Regions from separate parts of the Homo sapiens genome. Here region 2 is linked to region 1. Evidence: chromatin contacts called from ENCODE Hi-C or POLR2A ChIA-PET data. All regions are on one chromosome and are shown on one strand. The core of a region is the stretch at or near the end of the contact, and the rest is flanking DNA. Distances in the headings are between cores, read along the strand shown. Region 1 has its middle 130 kb from the start of LINC00326. Region 2 has its middle 43 kb from the start of LINC00326.

Evidence for each region. A loop is a pair of places that touch in the nucleus more often than their neighbours do. ChIA-PET counts read pairs that join two places held with the same protein, here RNA polymerase II (POLR2A). Pooled maps may share reads with other maps.
Region 2: a map of Right ventricle myocardium inferior shows a loop between it and region 1 (4-fold over the local background). The contact joins two enhancer-like sites. A Hi-C loop is called at or near these places in 4 of 168 maps with a recorded cell type or tissue (PC-3, Right ventricle myocardium inferior, heart left ventricle and 1 more) and 9 of 50 pooled maps. POLR2A ChIA-PET finds 5 or more read pairs at or near these places in 1 of 52 experiments (activated T-cell).

What each region holds. Positions count from the first base shown.
Region 1 is chr6:132,958,735-132,963,553 of GRCh38, forward strand. No RefSeq gene overlaps it. Among named protein-coding and RNA genes, the nearest start is that of LINC00326, 130 kb to the right of the region's middle. Within about 2 kb of position 2,562, at least 2 of the 41 ENCODE cell types and tissues checked have a DNase peak (open chromatin) inside an H3K27ac peak, as active enhancers do; they include PC-3, where a contact is called at or near this core.
Region 2 is chr6:133,128,408-133,133,226 of GRCh38, forward strand. No RefSeq gene overlaps it. Among named protein-coding and RNA genes, the nearest start is that of LINC00326, 43 kb to the left of the region's middle. Within about 2 kb of position 2,649, at least 9 of the 41 ENCODE cell types and tissues checked have a DNase peak (open chromatin) inside an H3K27ac peak, as active enhancers do; they include PC-3, where a contact is called at or near this core.

The sequences.
Region 1 (4,819 bases), core at 1,312-3,811:
TCAGTAACACCCTCAACATCTCTCAAATTACTAGTGTCAGTTGAGACAAGAACAAAACAAGAATGTTAAAAATACCTTGTGTCTCTATGCCATTGCCACAAAAACTCAACAGCCAGCTTGCTTGCCGGCAAAGGCTTTCTTTTCAGGGAAGATAATTTGCATGTGGGGCTCCATTCAAGTACTTTGAAAATGTGTCCAAGGAAACTTAGCAATTGAAATGATTATCAGAAACTGGTTGTGTTTTTCATTCTAAATCAGACTGATTTCCAAGACACTCTTGGTGTGCTAGAGGAGGATGAAGAGAGGGCATTTGGAGCCCATTCTTAGTCTTCAAACTTTCAGGACACTTGAAATGTATTCTCTAGTTTGGCCTATGGTAACTCAGTCTGTTTCCCTGTTTCATTACTCCAGTGTTGGCAGGTAAAATGTATATTATATGGTTTAGAACTTTGAAGAACTTTTTGTGGGTGTCTATGCTTAAGACAATTTTAGTATTAGTAGACATTAATTATAGTCAGCAGTTTGGGGAACAAGCTAGGAATATATGGAGCCAGTGGGCTTGTTCATAATTTTTTAAAATTGGGGTTTTCTGCAGGGAAGATGCAAGAAAAGAGGCCAGATGGGTGTTATACAGGGACAGAGAAATCTCAACATCTTAGCATTTATGATGTTGTTGAAATAGTTAGCCAGTGAGGGAAGAGTGGAGAGGCTGAAGTCCACTGTCACCTGAAGGGTCTTGACCCAAGCTATGGAATTTTGGAGAGTTCTCTCCACACATCTGGGCCTCACAGTCTTCTGTTGTAAGATGAATGAGTGAGCCTGCATGAAGCCCAAGGCCCCTCAGTTCCGAAATTCTACAAGGTCAGGAAGACAGGGTGCTTTACATACAGAAATTTTACAATTATGCATTTGCTTCTGAGATAAAATGTCATGAAGATTCAAGCTTATTCTAATAAAAAATAGTGACGCTTTTTTATTTCAAGAAAGACTGCCAATTTCAGTCAAAGGAAAGTACAGTAGCTTCTAAATGGTTAACAGTCTTCCTTCGCATTTTGGGGAAGCTTAATGTACTGTTTACTTTCCTCACTGACTGTGCTTTAGACTTCAGAGTCCAAATGTGAATCGTTCCAGTTACAAACATATTTTACTGTTTTCCTTCATACTCACACTCACACACACATACACACTTCATACACACATGCATGCATATACATACACAAATTATATTTACATATTTATTTGAAACGTTTTAACTATTAAGAACTTATGCTACTTTGCAGCTTCAGGAACACTTTTTTTTTAGGTATTAGCATACATGACAATGCTTGCTATTCATTTATGGGAAATGAAACAGAAATTGGTACAATATGGGGTTTCTAGGAAATTTACTTCAGGAAGTCAGCCTTACCCAGAGTAAACTTCTGTCTGTTCATGTTAACACTTAACCTGAAACACATTGTCCAAGTCTGCTGGACTCAACTCAAGAATACAAGTACATATAGAGGTCTCAGCATCCCATAAAATGATTAGTAGCAATGCAATGTCTTTCTGATTTTGTTTGCTTTCTTGTTTTGGCACTTTACTACTAGTATGACCTTCTGCTTAGCATGGTACTACTCCAGAGAGGGTATCTTGGATCCCTCTTCTACAAAATGAGAGAAAAATTATACTCTGCCTACACAAGACAGAACCTGTACAAGAAAGATTTCAAAAATACTTTTCGCTCTCAGAAGAATGCGATGCATGAATAAAACTTGAAATTTGAAAAACTTTAATTCTCACTGATGCCCAACAGAATTTGATGTGGCTTAACGGAAAATCATTAACACAAGAGTAAGAGGAAAAGGACCAAGCCATGGGGGAGAAAAGAAGGGAATTTGTTGTTGTTGCTCTGTTTGTTTTGTTTTTTGTTTTGTTTTGTTTTGAAATAATTGAAGATCGAACATTGAATTTTCACCCCAGGGAATTTCTACATAATGACAAAATTTGTTTAATTGTGGGATTAATAGGGGGCTCAAAAGTCTTTTACTTGGAAACTGCTGAGCCTGGCGAGCAGTGACTATCAGCAGTTACCATCTGACAGTTATTCTGTGGCTTAAGGAAAATGGCTTGTGGTCGCAGTCCAATTCCTGCTGGACAGGTATCCGCATCATAAGAAACCACCACTAAATTTGGCACCTAGACGAACTATTATTGGCAGCAGAGAAAGAAGGCCTGAATCAGCATTCGGATTTGAGAGCCCTGACCATCTAACCTGGTCACTCCAGGTCAGGACTGAGAGTGGCGTGTTTGCAGGGTTTAAAGTGGGAACATTTAAGGGATTATTGCCTGATGCCATTTGACGGTCTATGAATAAAATGATTATTCAGATATCTAGCGTTTCCCATCTGGCACATTTTTATGTACTTAATTGCATCAAGAGAAGGAAACCCCCCGCCCCCTTATATTGAATATGATCTTTTATCAGCCTCTTAAAAAATACAAGCAGATACTGCAGGCACTATTACTATGTAACAGTGTATTCAAGTACTCAAGGTTGTTTTAAATAGTCATTGTGCTGACAGAGCTCACATTTTTACAGAATGACAAAGCGATGATGAGGAAAAGCAAAGAAATCCATGCCAAAGGGCCATTCAGCAGTGAAAGCATGGCTTTTAGTGAGCTTGCACGTTCGTAGGCAGTTTACTACTGACCACCTCAAGGGCAGCAGAGGCCCCATGGTGGTTCTATCCAAAGAGTGGAATTCTCAAGGCTTTATTTGCCTTAAACTTGATGTCCTAGTAGACCTGATATCTACTGCAGAGAAGTATAAATGGCTTATTCTTCCAGTAGGAGCTCACTTTGTTTCCTTCACTCCTCTATACCTGGTTGCTTTTAGTCAACACACAGTAAAATACACCCTTGAATGGAGAGAGTATACTAATGGATCAAAGGTGTTCCAAGGGCATTGCCACCAATATGTCAACAGTAGGATTTACCTGGCCCAGGGGGCCCGCCAGTCATTTAACAGGGTAGCAGTCTGGGGTGCCAATAGGCTCTGCAGCATTGTAGCTAAGGCTGACCTCAGTAGGGTGGTGCACCTCCTGCTGGTCAATAAATGAGGTAAATTTAATGGCAGCCTTTGAGGTGAACCAATGTTTTATTCCTTGGCCAAGGCTGAAAACGTGGCTGGCCATAAGGAGGAGAGGGTGATATTTAGGAGCGTGGAGAGGCAGGCAAAGTGCTCGTAAAGACCTTGGAAAATGCTTATAAACGTGGTTGAAAAGAGACAAGGCATTGGAAACAAAAGCAGATTTTCCAAACCAAATCTCTGAGATGCAATTATATATATTTTTTTTCTGGAAACAAGCTCTGGTTGAACCGTGTGGTACAACTGTTAACAGCCTTTTGCCAGAAGGAGTCAAGTAAACATGGCAAAGAAATGTTTTTCTCCTTTAGGGAATATTCACTTTTCTCTTTCCTATGACTTTTTTTTTTTCTTTTAGCCCTACCTGGAAATAGTTATAGTTGTTATAATCATATCAAACTAAATTAACGTAATTTAGAATAATTAAAGTTTTGTGGGTTTTTTCCTCTTTCTTTATACTGTATTTACTTAGTTTCTTTGCATAGTCAAAACTTTTGGCATTTGAAATCATTTAAATTAAAAATGTTGTAGATGCTTTTACAGTAAATCAAAGACAATTTTTTTTTACAAAGTTTCAATACACTTCCAAAGTCGCAGCAAGACGATAATTGTAAACAAAAGCAGTAGAACTGATGCAATTAGGGCAAATATAATCTAATTAATAACTTACCTGTAGATGATCGTGATTTGAGGGATTATAAGGACTCACAATAGTTAAAATATATTTACCTGTCATTCCATAACATTAAGAACCTACTTTCTCTCTCTCCCTTTTTTTTTAAATCTAACTTCTGACTTTCAGAGCTTCCTTTGTAAATGATTTTTAAATTGAAGGAAAGGGGTAGGAAAAAGCTCAGTAACCTTTTAATATTTTTTTATTGCTTTAATCTATACCTAGGAAATGTCAGGGTACACATTATCCAATATTTTCTGGGAGTTTTAAATTAGTCAAGTGCACAGGAAGCATTTGGTTTCCACTAAATACCTAAATACTTCCTCTTTTCTTGGTCTATTTTCTCACAATAATAGAAACAGAAGTCCTGGTCATTCGCAAAATCCTTCAACCTAAAGAAAGCTAGATGCTTTATTAGCATCTGATTAATACAGCTGCTTTTTAAAATCAACATGCTTATCTAAGCCTCTAAGATGCGATGAGTTAAAAGCTAAAATGGAAAAATGAGATTCTGGATTGCTTTTTTCCCTTGTAAACAGCACCTGGGCTCCTACCAGTCCCCACAGTTAGCCTTCTTACCGGTGAGGCCCCCATGATTAAGGCAGGTTTAACAGCTGCAGATGCCACCAGGGGGTGCCAAAGGACAGTACCTGCCTGCATAATAGGCTACAGGGCACTACAAAAGACTGGAAGAGAATTCCCTAAAGCTAGAAAATTAGAATGTAGACCCACCTTGGGCCATGATGGAGCATATTCTTATAATAATGTATTTGTTCTGAGAGGCTCTAATCACTGCAGATGGACAGGACCATTGCAATCATCTCAGAAACGTCCTCATTTTATAAATGAGTCTGCTGAGATCTAGAGAGATTGAGGATTCCTCCAACACCCATACTAGTAGACTGCGGCAGAACTGGGACCAGGACTGAGGTCTCCAGATTTTTCTTAGACCATCTTCTGCTCCAACCTGCTATCGCCCCATGATGAAAATGCTGCCAAGAAAATTCACACATTGCGTT
Region 2 (4,819 bases), core at 1,399-3,898, 170 kb after region 1:
TGCTAGTCTTTGGCCACTATGTAGCCACATGGGAACAATGAGCCGATCAGTTCAGTCTCCCACGGCCTTTTATGAAGGCCTGTTTGATGTTGCCTCCAGAAGCTTCTGCTAGGGGTCAATACAGGATAAGAATATTCTTCAATAGTAACACTATACAGTGTCTCCAATTGTTACCTTCCATTCTGTTTTCCATCTGGATTTATGTTCTGCTCTACTTCTGCCCAGTTCACCAGAAAGAGTTATACAATGAATACAGATTACCACATAGCCCAAGAAACTCAATGCCAAGATAAATGCCTGATGTTTCCTGCCACCCTACAAAATTTACAACACAATCCCCCTCATTATCAAACTTACACAGATAAAGTCTCTGCAATGGGATGCAACCTTACCCAACTTTTCCCCAAAATAAATTCAATTTCCAAGAAAATGAATCTTCTCTCCTTTGATCCACTGATAAATGAAGGCCTGCAATATTAACATCTTTACATCAAGGCCATCTCCCTGCCATTTGCTCCCATTCTTTCACTGGAACATGTGTAGCAACTTCAGCAAACTACAAAACTGGCCATTCTAACTGTAAGTTTGTTATATTTTTCACATTCCCAAAATTCCACAGAATTGAAAGCACACATGAGAACCTTACTAATCTAACCCCATATCCATTCACATTGAAAAATAAATTATTCAAGTGTCACTGCATTTATGCAGTAGAAACCTTTTCAAGAATAAGTGCCTGAAACCCACAGATATCGTACAACAGCCGCTCATCAAACTCAGAATAAAATAACTCCAGGCCATGGTCTCCAGGGACCCACAGGACCTCACCCTACCTACCTCTCCTACCCATCCTCTCTCACGGCCTTTCATTTGGCATGTGCAGCCACGCACCAACTCCTCCTAGTTTGCCCAGAACTTTCCTGCTTTTAGCATTTAAAATCCTGTGTCCTGGCAACCTTCTCAGTCCCAGGTAAACTGAATAGCTGGTCATCCTATCATGGGTGTTCATGCAGGCTGGTTTCTCTGCATGGAACATTCTTCTCCAAGGTGCTTCTATGGCTTATTCCTTCTCATCATTCAGTTCTCTATTCAAATAACTCTTTTCAGAAGGGCCATCCCTAACCACCTGTAGTAGTATTTATCAGTCGGTATCTAACAAAGTATGTTTTCCTTTTCCATTTAGTTACTTGTATGTCTCCTCCTCTAGCATGTAAACTACATGAAGTGCCAGTGCTATATCTTCTCTATTGTATCTCTGCCTCTAAGACCTGTGTTTAACACATGGTAGCCTCTCCAAAAATATCTGTTGAGTGAATGAATCATTTTTTATTCTAGTCTAGTTGTTATGTCATAAACCACAGGCATCACAATCATCAATATCAACACAAACAACAATTGTGTTCATTCATTCTTTCAGCAATTTAGGCTGGGTGCAGTGGCTCATGCCTGTAATCTCAGCACTTTGGGAGGCTGAAGTGGGCAGATTGCCTGAGCTCAGAAGTTCGAGACCAGCCTGGGCAATATAGGGAGACCCCATCTCTGTGAAAATAAAAATACACAAATTAACCAGGCATGGTGGTGCATGCCTGTAGTCCCAGCTACTCTGGAGGCTGAAGTGGGAGCATCACTAGAGCCTACGAGGTCAAGGCTGCAGTGAGCTATGATTGCATCAAGGCACTCCAGCCTGGGTGACAGAGTGAGACCCTGTCTCAGAATGAAATAAAATAAAATAAATAATAAAATATAATACAATTCAACAGCTTAAAATTTAAGAGCTAGTAAAATTTTGTAAAATCTGGCAAGCTAGCAACTAGGGGAAGCCACAGGATTCAGTCTGTCCATGAAAACTGTACTTGCTGAAAATGTTGCTTCCTTCATGCCCCTTTTGGAACTGATAGGACTCGCTTTCCCCCATTCTAACATGAGTCATTTCTTCAGATCTTGGGGATGCCACCTTCTGCAAATATTGTCTGTGGACCCATACATGGCAGAAGGGTAGCCATGTTCCTGAAACCTTATCCCAAGCATACACAGTACCAGATGCCTAGAACAAGTTCTGGCAGCTTCTTCAAATTCCAGGTTCTTTTCTGTTATTTCTAATTCTAAGGTTTTCCAAAATAGAATTGCCTCCCTGACCCACAGATTTGTTCATCCCAAATTACCACACCATACCACTTAGAAACACTCCCTCCTTAGCTCCCCAACGTTCCTTTATAGGTTTTTGGCACTGGAGCCACTAGTAAAAGGCCTTATACACCAGAAGGACAGCAGATGACTTTGCAGCTCCCAAAGAATATCAGGCATGATGGGGTGGGATGCAGATAGGCCCTTTTTAACTTTAAGTTCCTTTTTTAGGTTGCCAGGTACAAGACTTGATAACTTAAAAGTCCCTCCCAGCAATGGACAAGTGACCTCATTTAAAAATCTGATTGGAATAAACTTCACCCAGGCCAGACTCTCCTTAGCTTTAAAGATTAACAAAAGGTGCAGAGATTGTAGTGTCTACATCCCTGCACCTCCAGAGAGTTCTCTGGTAACTCTGCCAGGAAGGTAGGTGGGCCCCTTGAGCATAAGTGAATTGGAACAGCCTGTTTTAAAACAGGCACCAGAACCTGGCTACAGAATGTTTACTGTGCAGTCTCCTGGAGTGACTAAGTGGGCAGGCATCTCCAGGAGCCCAGCCAGGAGAGCCCTGCTTTGGAGAGACACGTCCCCACCTCCCACATGCTCCCAACCACCACCCTCTCTGCCTTCCTGCCACTGGGTGTGCAATGACACAGGAGACAGAGTGAGTCTATCTGAGGTGCTATAAAATCCATCAGTGCATATGAAGAAGAAAAGCTAAAACCGTGGGGACCACAATTTATTTCCAAATTTTATGTCCTTCAAAATCATGTTGCACATTCCTGGTTAGAGGCAGCAGATTGTGATGTTGGTTTGCTGCTTGTGGAAAAATGCTGAGGCCCATCAATATCATGGGAAATCCTTTAAGAGACTGCAAAGATTCTGTTTTTTGGAGAGTGGGCCTTTTCTACCTGGCAAAACTCTGGAATTTCAAAGGTAGAACTCAGCCCTCTTCTCTGTTTTCGCTCTCAACAGACCTCAATCCTCTTCAACTTCGGGGGCTTTGGTCTGGGCTCTAAGAAATGAAACATATTCCCCAATGGGTTTTCTTTCTTTTTTAATAAAAATATCAAAGGCATACTTATCGGTGGCTGAGGAGGGAAAGCTGTGGCAAAGGCTATTTTTTAACTGGAACATGCCCCGTGTTGTGCCTCACTCATCCAGGGGCGCTGGAAGATTGATGGTTGGACATGTGGAGGGAACTGCCACTGATTGAAATCAGACAACTGCAAGCTGTGCAGGAGAGCCAGGGGAACCCATTTTAACCACAGCCCTCCAGTCTTAGCACATTTGGACAGGGCTCAGAGGAGCTGGGCAACACTAGGAGGCCAAGGGCAGAAGGAGGGGCCGGGAAAGGCTGAAGGATGTACACTTCTCTGTGTCTCTAACTCATCTGCGCCTTTTAAAAAAAGCACCGGGCAAGACAGAACACTCCTTGCCAATGATCAGCCATGGGCCTTGGGATTTGAAATGAAAAATAATCAGTCCGCTTGCACAAGCAGAGAAAAGAGATAAAAATGATAAAGCCTGCTGTTTCACTGACCAAAACCCCTGATGCTACTGTCCCTGAATTTTGGGCAGGATTCTTTTATTTGCTTTTCAACAGGCAGGGGCCAGGGAGGAAGCCATGGGAAATTGTCAGTGTGTTACTTAGTACCCATCACCAGGATTGTAGCCAGAGTTCAGTGTTGTTAACAATTGTGCAGCTATGCACTTGAACTGAGACATTTTTATTTCATTAGGGGTGTCGGTTTACAGCCATTAGCTAAGCAGATTGGCCAGGACCAAAAGGCTTTTTTTTTTTTTTTTTAAATGTGTTATCGCCAGATCTCTCTTCTATTATTCAGGTCTTTAAAAAAGAGAGAAAGGGAGGGAGGGCGGCTGTAAGGACAATTATGTTTTGTGACTTGTCTCTATCCTCTGGCCCGAACAGTCTAAAGTAGGTTTTATTAGAAATCATTATTTAGATTCCAGCCCAGGAGCATTATCGATCGCCTGTGTATAATGGTTCCCAGATCACAGAAAGTAGCAGAGAGGGTCTCTGCTGGGCCGACATAATGTCAGTGACAATTCATTTTTTGCCAGTTAGGATGCTGGTTTAATATCCTGAAAAAGGCACTTAACACCACCCTTTCATAACATCTGTCAGGGCCCGTCCAGTGGCTTGTTTCTCACACTGTGGGCTCCCAGGCAGTTTAGGGCCTTTCTCTGAAACATGCTTCTCTCAGAGGCCTCCGAATTCCTCAGACATTCAACCAGCCCCAGCCCCGGGGCCCAACACTCGCAGACCAGCTGTTACAACTTTCCAGGACGCTCCTAAATTTTCTAAATGTGTGCCATATAAAAATAAAATTGAGGACGGTGAGTGTTCAGGAGCCCTGTGTGTGAAGAATATAACTCATCCGGCGGCTTGGGCCCATTATTTCCACATTCTTCCGCAGCTCTCAGTTTCACCTCGGGCCTCAGAGCAGTTCAGCGGGAAGCTCAAGGCCTGAGATTTGGGTCAAGTGATCATTTTTTTTTTTTTTTTTTTTACTTTTTCTGCCTTAGTTTTCTTTTAAAGTCCCCCTTTTATTTGGAAACTTTTTTTTAAATACAAAAATATTGAAAGAAAAGTAGAAGGTACTCTACACCTGAATTTAACACTTGTTCAAATTTTGTCTCTGCTGTAGTTTGTTCTCTCAGGCACACTCAC